2 separate regions of the Homo sapiens genome follow, and region 2 is linked to region 1. Evidence: read pairs that join two places in POLR2A ChIA-PET (ENCODE). Cell type or tissue: MCF 10A. All regions are shown on one strand. Links, peaks and the distances in the headings refer to the core of each region. The heading gives the core; the rest is flanking DNA.

Evidence for each region. ChIA-PET counts read pairs that join two places held together with the same protein. Peaks named below come from ENCODE experiments on the same cell type or tissue, not always from the same donor. Only the 100,000 strongest peaks of a DNase experiment are listed, where the experiment ranks them.
Region 2: POLR2A ChIA-PET joins it to region 1 with 5 read pairs; 2 of 35 experiments call an interaction of 5 or more read pairs at or near these places.

Annotation. Positions count from the first base shown.
Region 1 is chr1:153,355,759-153,361,133 of GRCh38, reverse strand. S100A9 (S100 calcium binding protein A9) reads right to left here and starts at 3,280. Exons shown (of 3, transcript NM_002965.4): 1 at 3,253-3,280; 2 at 2,701-2,865; 3 at 111-490. The coding sequence starts at 2,850. The coding sequence ends at 296. In MCF 10A, for the core only: no CTCF peak of the experiment used is centred there; DNase peaks (open chromatin) are centred at 3,363 and 3,903.
Region 2 is chr1:153,419,577-153,424,951 of GRCh38, reverse strand. S100A7A (S100 calcium binding protein A7A) reads right to left here. Exons shown (of 3, transcript NM_176823.4): 3 at 1,730-5,375. It also overlaps a transcript of S100A8 not described here. Among named protein-coding and RNA genes, the nearest start is that of S100A7A, 5.7 kb to the right of the region's middle. In MCF 10A, for the core only: no CTCF peak of the experiment used is centred there; a DNase peak (open chromatin) is centred at 2,301.

The sequences.
Region 1 (5,375 bases), core at 285-5,284:
AATACTGAATGAGGGGGCTGAGTCACAGATAAGGACAGGGCTGTCTAATGCCCAGAGCCCTGGGAAGGCAGGGTTGGAGAAGAGGTGGAAGAAGCACACAGAGCACTGACTTGGAGGAAGAGACTTTATTTGGCCCCAGCCCCTAGCCCCACAGCCAAGACAGTTTGACATAACAGGCCCCGGGGCCCTGGTTGGGTAGAGGCAGGGTGGCCTGGCCTCCTGATTAGTGGCTGTGGCCGTGGCCACCATGACTGTGGCCGTGGCCGTGGCCACTGTGATCTTGGCCACTGTGGTCTTAGGGGGTGCCCTCCCCGAGGCCTGGCTTATGGTGGTGGCCAGGGCCCTCGTCACCCTCGTGCATCTTCTCGTGGGAGGCCCAGGTTAGCCTCGCCATCAGCATGATGAACTCCTCGAAGCTCAGCTGCTTGTCTGCATTTGTGTCCAGGTCCTCCATGATGTGTTCTATGACCTTTTCATTCTTATTCTCCTTCTGCGGGTGGGGAGAGAAGGCTGTGAGAGCTGGGTGTGGCCAGAGGTGGGGACTGGGAGCACAGTAAATGACCAGCTGGCAAATGTACAAGGGAAGCCTCACCCTGGGGCTGGATTTAAAAATTAAAAATGACCATAGGCTGAGTGCGCACAATGGAGCAGACACTGAGCACATACCAAACGCTCTCCAGTTTATTCCCTCCATGACCCTGTGACTTGGGTGCTGATTCTCTATTTATAGAAGAGGAAGCTGAGTTCCAGGGTCTTGCCCTGGTCATGGCATGAGTAAGCCTGGAAATGTCACCTCATTTGGTCCTTATAACAACTTTAACAGCTAGGAATGGTATCTTCCTGGAGGAAGACTTGAAACCAGTCCTAGAGAGGGTCATTAGTTTTCACAGCTTGACTATTGAGGGCATGCAAATTCAGATCTGACTTAGAGGCCAGTTCCACTCTGCTACCCCTCTGCACTTCACTCCTTCCCCTGCCCTCCCTTCCCTTCCCTCTGGAGGTTACCAATTAGTGAAACTTATTTCAACCAATACAACGGGGAAACACCTAGAAAAACTAGGTGTGGGCAGGGGAGATGGAGGGTCAGAGAGCAGAGTATGTGCTCCGCTGACCTCAAGGGTGTGATAAAGTATAAAAGGGGAGATGGTCGGACAGGGTGGCTCATGCTTGTAATCCCAGCACTTTGGGAGGCCGAGGCAGGCAGATCACCTAAGGTCAAGAGTTCGAGACCAGCCTGACCAACATGGAGAAACCTTGTCTCTACAAAAAATAACAAAATTAGCCAGGCATGGTGGTGCATGCCTGTAATCCCAGCTATTCTGGAGGCTGAAGCAGGAGAATCGCTTGAACCCAGGAGGTGGAGGTTGTGGTGAGCCGAGATTGTGCCGTTGCACTCCAGCCTGGGCAATAAGAGCGAAACTCTGTCTCAAAAAAAAAAAAAAAAAAAAAAAAAGGAGAGACATCAGGGGAGGTGGAAGACCCAGACCCAGGCGGGGTCCAAGAGAGCACTGGTTGGTTCCAGCTCTGCCACCCTCTGGCTGAGTCACCTCGCTAAGTCCCCTCCCAGAACCTGTGGGGTACCCAGCCAATGCGAGCACTCTCCTGTGCAGCCCATCCATGAGGCTCTGCTTCCTTTCCCACAGCATCGCTTTGCTTCTGGTGGGGGATGTCAGGTGGGGGGTGAAGCGGGCATAGGGGGTCACATGGAGGATAGTTTTGCCATGCGGCCTCTCTGCTGGGCCCTTTCTTGCCTACCCCACCCAGCATCCTGCCTGCCTGAGGCCTCCACCTATGGAGAGCTGTCAGGGCCCCTAACTCTGAAGGCTGCAATTCTCCACCTTACCAAGGCGGAGGGAGGGGCACTGGGAGGGCTGGGGACCTACCCCAGGATGTCTGGCTCCGGGACTGGAACTGAGACTGAGACCCATGTGTTCCACCCTTCTTAATGCAGGCCTCTGTTTCCCGACTTTCCCCAAATTTGAAAAGAAAACAAAAAGGCTGTTGGAAGTGCTCAGCCTTTTTCTTAGAACTGCCTAATCATTTTTGGAGCGGGGGAAAAACCTCCCAGTTCCCTGAGTGCTGTGCAGGTGCTCTCCATGTGCTCTTTATGCATTCATTTTCCACCGCAGACCCTTAGGATTAGAAAAGCCCCCAAGTCTTCCACCCCAAGTTCCCGCCTGAGGCTTAGGGTCTCCTCAGCTTTGTGCCAAGTGTCATCCTCAGGGGCTTCCCTCCCCAACATTCGGGGCTCAGCTCAAATGTTACCTCCTCAAAGAGGCCCTTCTCATGTACCCTAACTGGTCACCTCCACCCCACCCAGCCCCATTGCCCACAGCGCACTCTATCTCATTTTCTTCCAGGCACTTATTGGCATTTGGCTTTATCTGTGCTCTTTATTGGCCAACAACTTTACTGTGTGTCTCCCTCCACTGGAATAGTGGGCTCCCCATTTACCACTACATCCCTCTGCCCAGAACAGGGCCCGACAAATAGCAGGTGTTCAATTGAGCAATTTCTTGACCCTGTCGTCCTGTGTAACTGTGAGCACCTGCCCTGTATAACAGGACACTCGCTGCGTCTTGGGGCTGGGCTCCAGGAGCTCAAATCTTCCCCTTGATTGCTGTAGCCCATACTCCCATCCTCCCTTGTCAACCCAAACTGCGGTGAGGCTGGGTCAGACCTGCCAGAGTCCAGCCCTACCTTGAGAAAATTTTGCAGATCTTTTCGCACCAGCTCTTTGAATTCCCCCTGGTTCAGGGTGTCTGGGTGCCCCAGCTTCACAGAGTATTGGTGGAAGGTGTTGATGATGGTCTCTATGTTGCGTTCCAGCTGCGACATTTTGCAAGTCATCGTCTTGCACTCTGTCTGTGTAATGGAAAACCAAGAGTTGGGACACTTAGAAGAAAATGCTGTCAAGCTTCTTTGACACTTCCTACTAAGCACTCACAGAAATAGTGGGGGAAGTGCAAAATAAAAAGAAAGCACAGGCTGCAACTTAACTGGGAGATGGCCTGTCACACACATGTACAAAATGATTTTTTAGAATATCTACAGAGTGCCAAAAAGCAAAGCATTTGAGGGCAGGAGGCCCCAGGGGAACATGACCTAAGAAAATGTGAAAGAAGCTTTAAAGTAGGCAGGGCCAACCAAGGAGGGCTTCTAGGAGGAGGATTTGGAAGGAAGTTGGGTCAGGGAAGGAAAGAAGGAATCGGCAGGCAGGCTTCTGCCTGGGGAAGCTGGCAGCTCACTTACCAAAGCCGAGGAGCCACACAGAGTGTTTGCCAGAGCTGTGCAGGCTCGGCATTTATAGGCAGCTCCTGACTGGGGCACTTGGCCCTTTGGCCCTGTCTCCGGAAGATTGCTTCACAGGTGAGCAGTGTGGTAATGCTGCCAGGAAGGGGGCTGGGGCGGGGCAGGAAATGTTCACAGAGCGCCTTCTGCTTTTTTGTGAAATTCCCAGCCCTGGCCTGAAACTGGTTTGGGAGGAAGCTGGTTGTTTAGTTCATTTCCCTTCTATCCTAAGGCCCTACTCTCCCCGAGCGAGCCTGCTGCTCCTCTGGCACCACTCAGCCCCCCATCCCCTTTGAGGTTGAAGCAGGCTGAGGACCTATGGGGGCCTGACCCTCTCGGCTGCCCCCCATGGGCAGTCTGCCCCTTCCTTTTAGTCCAACAAGGATGGTCTGAGCTCTCACCCATGCTTGCCTGGCTCTGTGATACTTAGGATGGCGAGGGGTTGGTGTTCTTAGATTCATAGGGTGAGATTTGGGGTTAGAAGGGTTCTCAGAGGTGGGCAACCCTCTTGCATTGTAGATGAAGAAACTGACACCCGGAGATGGACCTGAGCAAGGTCACATAGCTGGTTGCTGACTTGGCAGGAAGGGGACCCAGCTATTCTGGTTCCTGGTTAAGGGCAATTCTGATGATACCTTCCTCTTGCAGTCTGAGTGAGAGAGCCTCAGGGCGAATATGTTTCTAGCATCTCTCAGCATCATTTTTCTAAATCCTGCTCCCAGCAAGGGTTCCAGGAACTTATAACTTGGGAGACAACTGTTTTTACTTAGCCTCCTGGTGGGCAAGATGTGTCCTTCTCCTGCTACGAACCTCCAGTTGCTCCCCATTGCCTATGGAGAAAGCTTGGCTTAGCCCTGCGCACAAAGCCCTCTTGGAATGGCCCTGCCTGTCCGGCCAGCTTCCCTTTCACTACCTCCCTGCCCACTGTGGGAACACAGGGCCCACCTCCCACCTTGCCACCCCAGGAGTGCCCTTCCCCTACTCCACAGTGATATCCTGCCCGCCCCCACGGCTCAGTTCTAATGCACTCTCTTCCAAGGAGACTGCTCTGTGCTTCCCATTTGGAAACAGTTTCTGTCTTCCTGACTATGATTCTCATACCACTTCTGGCTCTCAACACTTGCTTTCCTGGAGTAAAATTATATACATATTTTGCCTCTGTCCAACAATTGGCTGTAGATCCTCAAAGGTAGGTTCTCATTCATGTTCTCCTTCTCCTATGCACACAGCCCGGGGCTTGGCAAGAGAGACACCCTCGGATTTGCTGATTGATCCTTGCTGAAGTCCTTGCTGGCATCCTTTCCCGTCACCCCTGGAAGCCAGTATGGATGATCCACCCTGGGACTCCCTCTTGCTTGCTGCCCCCTCTCTCTATCAGGAAAGATGGTTCTCTTCTTCTACCTGCACTGGTTATTTTGTTCTGTCTCCATGAAGCCTTCCTTTATTGCCCCAGCCCCTCCTGACTGCTTTGTCCTCTGAAAGCCTGAGGCAATCTCTGTGTGTGCTAAGCATTGGCCCTAAGCATGGCCTGCCTCACACTGCTGAGATGCACCTGGAGTAGTGGTTAAGACTTCAGACTGTCTGTGTGACCTTAGGCAGTTTACTTAACTTCTCTGTGCCTTACTTTTCTTATCAATAAAATAGGATAATATCAGGACTTACCTTGAGGATTGCGACAATACATGGAAAGTTGGGAAGAGCTCAGTAAATAAAAGGTATTATTACTAATAATCTTTTCATTCATTTATGCAACAAATATTTGTTGAGCACCTACTGAGTGCCAGATATGAATGCTAGATGCTGGGAGAACTTGATGAGTGAGTCGCAATACAAAGGGGAGACATAATCTTATATCCTGTCTTCCAAATTACGTTTTAAACTCTTGGTAGCTAAGGACAGGGCTTGGCACAGTGCTAAGCACACAGCAAGCATCTAATAAATAAATGAGTGCTTGAATACATGAGTCGCCTACGAATGAATGAACGGTGCAGACACAGCTCAGGAATACATGAGGTAGATTTCCTATCCAAGTCCACCTTCCATTGTTTAAGCTAATAGAGGAAACCCAGCCAGCAGCCAGCAGC
Region 2 (5,375 bases), core at 240-5,239, 64 kb before region 1:
CACCTCAAGTATTTATCATTTCTATGTGGTGAGAACATATGAAATCTTCTCTTCTAGCTATTTTGAAATATACAATACACTCTTGTTAACTATAGTTGCCCTATTCTGCCATAAAACATTAGATCTTATTCCTTCTATATAGCTAGATGTTTCTATTTGTTTAGCCAATCTCCCTTCACCCCACCCACTCACCTTTCCCAGCCTCTAGTAACCATCATTCTCCCTACCTCCATGAGACCAACTTTTTTTTTTTTTAGCTCCCACAGATGAGTGAAAACATGTGATATTTATCTTTCTGTGCCTGGCTTATCATCTCTCGGTTTGTTTACATCTTCTATTGTCTTCTCTTATTTCCATTTCCTATTTTTATCTTCTCTGTTGGTGTACTTGGCTTTTTTGAATGCTGAACATTAAAAATGAATTTTTTTTATTTCAGGATATGGATGATTTTCTCTCCCTCTAGAGAATTTTCTTTAGCTTCTGGAAAGGAATTCAAGTAGCAGATCATTTAAATCCAATCTAGGATAAAGTTGATTCAAAACTAAATTTTAGGATTTATATTTCTGATCCATATACTTATTCCTAGGAGTAGCACTTTAGGTGTTCTAACTGAAATCCTGGAATGTTTAGAAGGGTACCTCTACCTTGGAAATCCTCTGAGCTTTGATGTTTATCTCCTAAAGGCTCTTACTAGCTATTTAGGTTTTTAACAAAGATTTTCTGATGGTCTGTACCTCTTGTCCTGTGCAACTTGTGAAAAGACGCATGCCTCAAAGGGAGAAAATTAGAGTAATCAACTCACCATTTGTTGCTTCTCTTTTATCTAAATTCTTGGCTTTTCAAGTTCTGGCTGTGTTGGAAGTCCTCAACACTGATTTTAATCTCACCAGCCCTGAATGACTATTAAAGTCGCAAATAATCTTCTTTGTCTCTTAGAAGTTACTTTCTGTTTGGTTTTTAACTTCTTTGTACAAACTACTTGAGAAATGATAAATTCCTCAGGAAGAGAAGCAGCTTTAATTTTGAGTGCATTGATCGAGTCTTCTTTCTCTTGGATAACCAGAGCCTTCAAGTCCTGGTTACTTGGTAGCTTTTTGATGCTTTGAAGCAGAAAATTTTCTGATTTTCATCCACGTTTTCTATGTTTTGTTAGGATAATTAGTCTGCTATGAAAGTATTCCATAACCAGAAGCAGACATATTGGCAGTAATGCTGAGCTATAGGAACTCTTGGTACTGTTGGTAAGAAAACAATAGTCAAGCCAAGAGCACATAGAGTCTGTGTCCCAGGTAGTCTACTTTTTGGAATATATATATATATATTCCAAAAAATATTCACACAGATACATAAGGAAATATATATAATGATGTTCCCCATAGTATTGTTTGTGGTGTTAAGGAGTGGGAGGCAATATGAGGTTAGGGAAGGTATTCGTGGAGAAGTGGGTAGACAAATACTGTGGCAGCAGATTATGAAGTAAATGTAGCTCGGATGTAATAATGCTAACTGTGCATAGAGCAATGTGGATATGAGTTGGAGTTCCACTTTAAATTTCTTTAAAGTTACGTTGTTGCATTGCCTGAAATAAAGGCTCTCATGCTCTTCTATGTAATTCCCAAAGAAGTTGATTGGCTCATATTAACTGCTTTAATTTACTTCAAAACATGGTAAAGAATAATAAAAGATAAAAAATATTTAAATAGAAAAATAAACCAAGGAAACCAAAGACTCTACTAGAAATTGAGTTTTAATATGAAATTGAAAATAATGGTAAATAAATGATGCTCCTAGTGAGAGGCAGTAATTCTTTAATCCAATAATATTAAGGCCAAAGAAAGGAGAGCACTGAAGCTTATCTGGTGCTGGTCAGAACTCTTGTAAAATGCAAGTTACAAAAACAATAAGATATTATCTCACACTTAGTTAAAAAAAAGTATATATATAAAATCTGTGATGAATCAACCCATTTCCTGGGCAAGAATACCAAAGAAACTACCTCGCAGATTTATAAGGGAACATGTATGAGTATGCTCTCATGGTGTTTTTATAGTGGCAGGGAACCAGAAACAATCTGGTTGTTTATCAAACACATGGTCTTTTATGATTTTCTGCTTCTTTTCACATTGTTCCCTTTGCCCTCTTTTCTTCCTGGAAAGTTGAGATCACTCTTCAGGAGCCTACTGAAAAACCACCTGCATGTGGGGGAACATAAGAGATTCCTGTAGAGAAGGCTGAATAAATGTCAGTCAGAAGAAAGCAAAGAGAGACAGGAGTGACGTCACAGTGAATTCAGCACCACGGACAGCTCACAGCACTCCAGCCCGGGCGACAGAGTGAGACTGCGCCTGAAAAAAAAAAGTTATTGGAATGTTTTGATATCAGAATTTCTGGGGAACATTTGGATTTCCAGAATCTCTTTCACATCAGCTGTAATGTGAGTGTGGGCATAGAGCTGTCAAGTATTCTTTCTCTTTAGTACCAATATAATGTCCAGTAGCTATTAATTATTCCAAATCAAGTAAATTCTTGCTCTAGTATGTGTTAGAACAAAGGTTGAATTCTGATCAATATGACACTAATACCTGTGCCCTTAGGCCTTGCTCTAAAATGTCCTCCTTCCAATGCAGAATGACACATTGCCCCACCCTATTCCTTGACACTCTTTCGAAGGAATATTGGATGAAATCAAATCAATTTTCTATCTGGTGACTGGAGCTCTGGGCTGTGGTTGCGGAGATGGTCTGGTCCCCTCTCCTCTTCATATCCATCTGCTTCTGTTCTATAAGCCACCTTGGTGAGTTTGGAATGACACAGTTCTCTTGACGACCTGCCATAGCAAATCAGCAATATCTCAGGATTTGGGATCTTAACTAGGAACTGTATGCCACACATGTGTCCCTGCCCTGTGATCACCTCTCTGGGATGACATGGGTGTGTAAACAGAATATCCGAATAGATGTGATGAGTCCTGCATTGACATAAGCATGGAGAGTGTGAAATAGTCTCAGGAACATTAGACAAGGCTCCCTTGAGAAGGTGATTTCTAAAACCTAGACAAGAAGATGAAGAAGTATTTGTCCACACACTCCATCCTAATTTTTATGTGCCATTGCCAATTGGACGGAATATTATCAGGTGAAATAAGAACTGGAAAAATAAAGGGAGGGCAGGCCCACATTAGGAGTGGCCAATTGCCTTCTGGACTGTAGCGATGGATTGAAGGTCCAGCAACCCCACCCCAGGGAGACCCTCTCTTCTTTTGGGAGATCAGTACGTGAGTCCTGAGGGAACTGTTCAGTCATTTGCCTTATCCTTTCTGGCCTGCTTCCAGACTCTGGGGTCCAGATTCTGGGGTCCTCCCCTAAGCTGCACAACCTGCCTCCAGGACTGGAAGTTTTTGGATTTTACACTGCTGTTTACATAAAGTAGTATTGACTAGAATTTGCACAAATACATTTTATATTGAAAAATGATATAGAGTACTTATTATGAGCTGGAATCCAGTACTACTATGTGCTGGGTAACCAGGAGATCCGAGGTAACAATGTTTTCCCTCCATGATTCCAAGTCTGGCTGGAAAGACATTAGGGGAATCTGAAGTAATGTAGCCACTATGGTAAGAGTGGGGTCATGGTGAGGGAGGCACAAATGAAGCAGAGATCATTTCTTTGGGGTGAAGGGATGGTGGTTCACCCTCTGAATGTCTAAGAGACACTGACATTAAAGCTCAGCCTTGAAATGTAATGTTAATGAGACAGAAGAAGTATTAAAAGACATTTCTGGTAGAGGCAGTAGTTTAAAAGATTGGTATTGAGACATGAAATACTGAGATATATTGATGGGGGGTATGTTGCGCATTCGGGGAATAACAGCAGCAAGGTGAATAGGAGGGATTCAGAGAGTGCTGCACAGAGAGGAAGTCAGGCACCCACACTTTTGGGACCCTGGCATGACGGTTCTAAGCAGTGACCAGCAGTCCCGGTGGAGGAGAGAGGAGGACAACAGGGGAAGATGGTTCTGGGCTGGAGATCTGCAGGGAAGGTATGGCCCAAGGAAAGTGGGCAACAGAGCTAAGAGAGGAAAGAGAGCAATTCTGGGGTGGATGATGGAGGGCAGGCTGCATAGAGAAGGCAGCAGGGGGCTGGGAGGAGAAAATGAAAGCCCAGGGACTGTAGGTCTCCGTGAGTTCCAAGAACAGGTGGAATGAGAATGAGAAAGGGAGAGAAGGAAAGAGAAGAAAACTAATGGTCAGACATGGGGATTTAGAGGTGAAAATGGCAGATCAGTCCTGAAGGCTGACGAGGTGCAGAATATGTTCAGGAAGGAATGTTCCTGATAAGGAGAGGAGATGCTGGTCTGTGAATAGAGGTGTGAGTGTGGAGTGGAGCAGTCATTCCAAAGAACAAATAGCCCATCTTACACACTGCTGCTGGTAGGATGGAAAGAGAATTTTTGAGATGTTTGCCTGATTCCTCCAAGAAGAATGTTTGCCTGATTGAGAGGTTAGCTGGAGACTGACCAGAGTAGTAAGAGTGATAGGGACACATGATGTGAGCCTCAAGGAAGAATACTAAGAGCGGCTGCACAGAACATTGCCTGGAAGTGACACCAGGTGAACACTGACCCTGTGTTGTGGCCTGCATGGAGAGACCCGCCAGTGCACTGCTAGGACAGCACTGTGTCCTGCCTGTTTCTGCATCCTCAGCCCATAACACACTGCCTGGCCTGGAGTAGACTACCAATAACAAACTACTCCATTACCTGCGAGATAGAGGTGCTGCAATTTCTCATCACAGTCAGCATGAGCTCTCTGTGTCAGTCCTTACAGAATTTCCGTGATGCTGCCTTATTCCAGCCAGACTGCTTACTTGGACTCCTGGACCACTTAGAGCTCCTCAAAATCTGGAATATTCATTCATCACCAGAAACCCAGTCCTGGCATTGAGCAAACCATCATTTAGGACAGCTAAGCATCACAGTGACTCCTTCTCACTTCCACAGGGTCACCCACATAGGCACATGCACACAAGCACACAGCACAGGGAAAGGACACTGCCCCTGGAGCAGAGGCCACAGGACAAGGAAGCCCATCCTCAGGGCACTGCTGAGCCTCCCATTCATAGCCCCAAGGGCGCTGAACCTGAAGCCATCCAGGAATCCCTATGTGAGTGGTTTCTGTTTCCCCAAGCCCTGGAGAACAGCTGGGGCAGGAGTGGGAGGGCAGGAGCACACTGAGAGATGCCAGCTCCTTCTCAGTGCAGTATCTGAATGTGTCTGAATGACCCTGGTCCATGCCTTGACAAGGAGAGCATTGCTGTGACCTGGCAGGGGCCTTCTACCAACTTCCACCTGGAACCTGCCAAGGTGGCTGCATT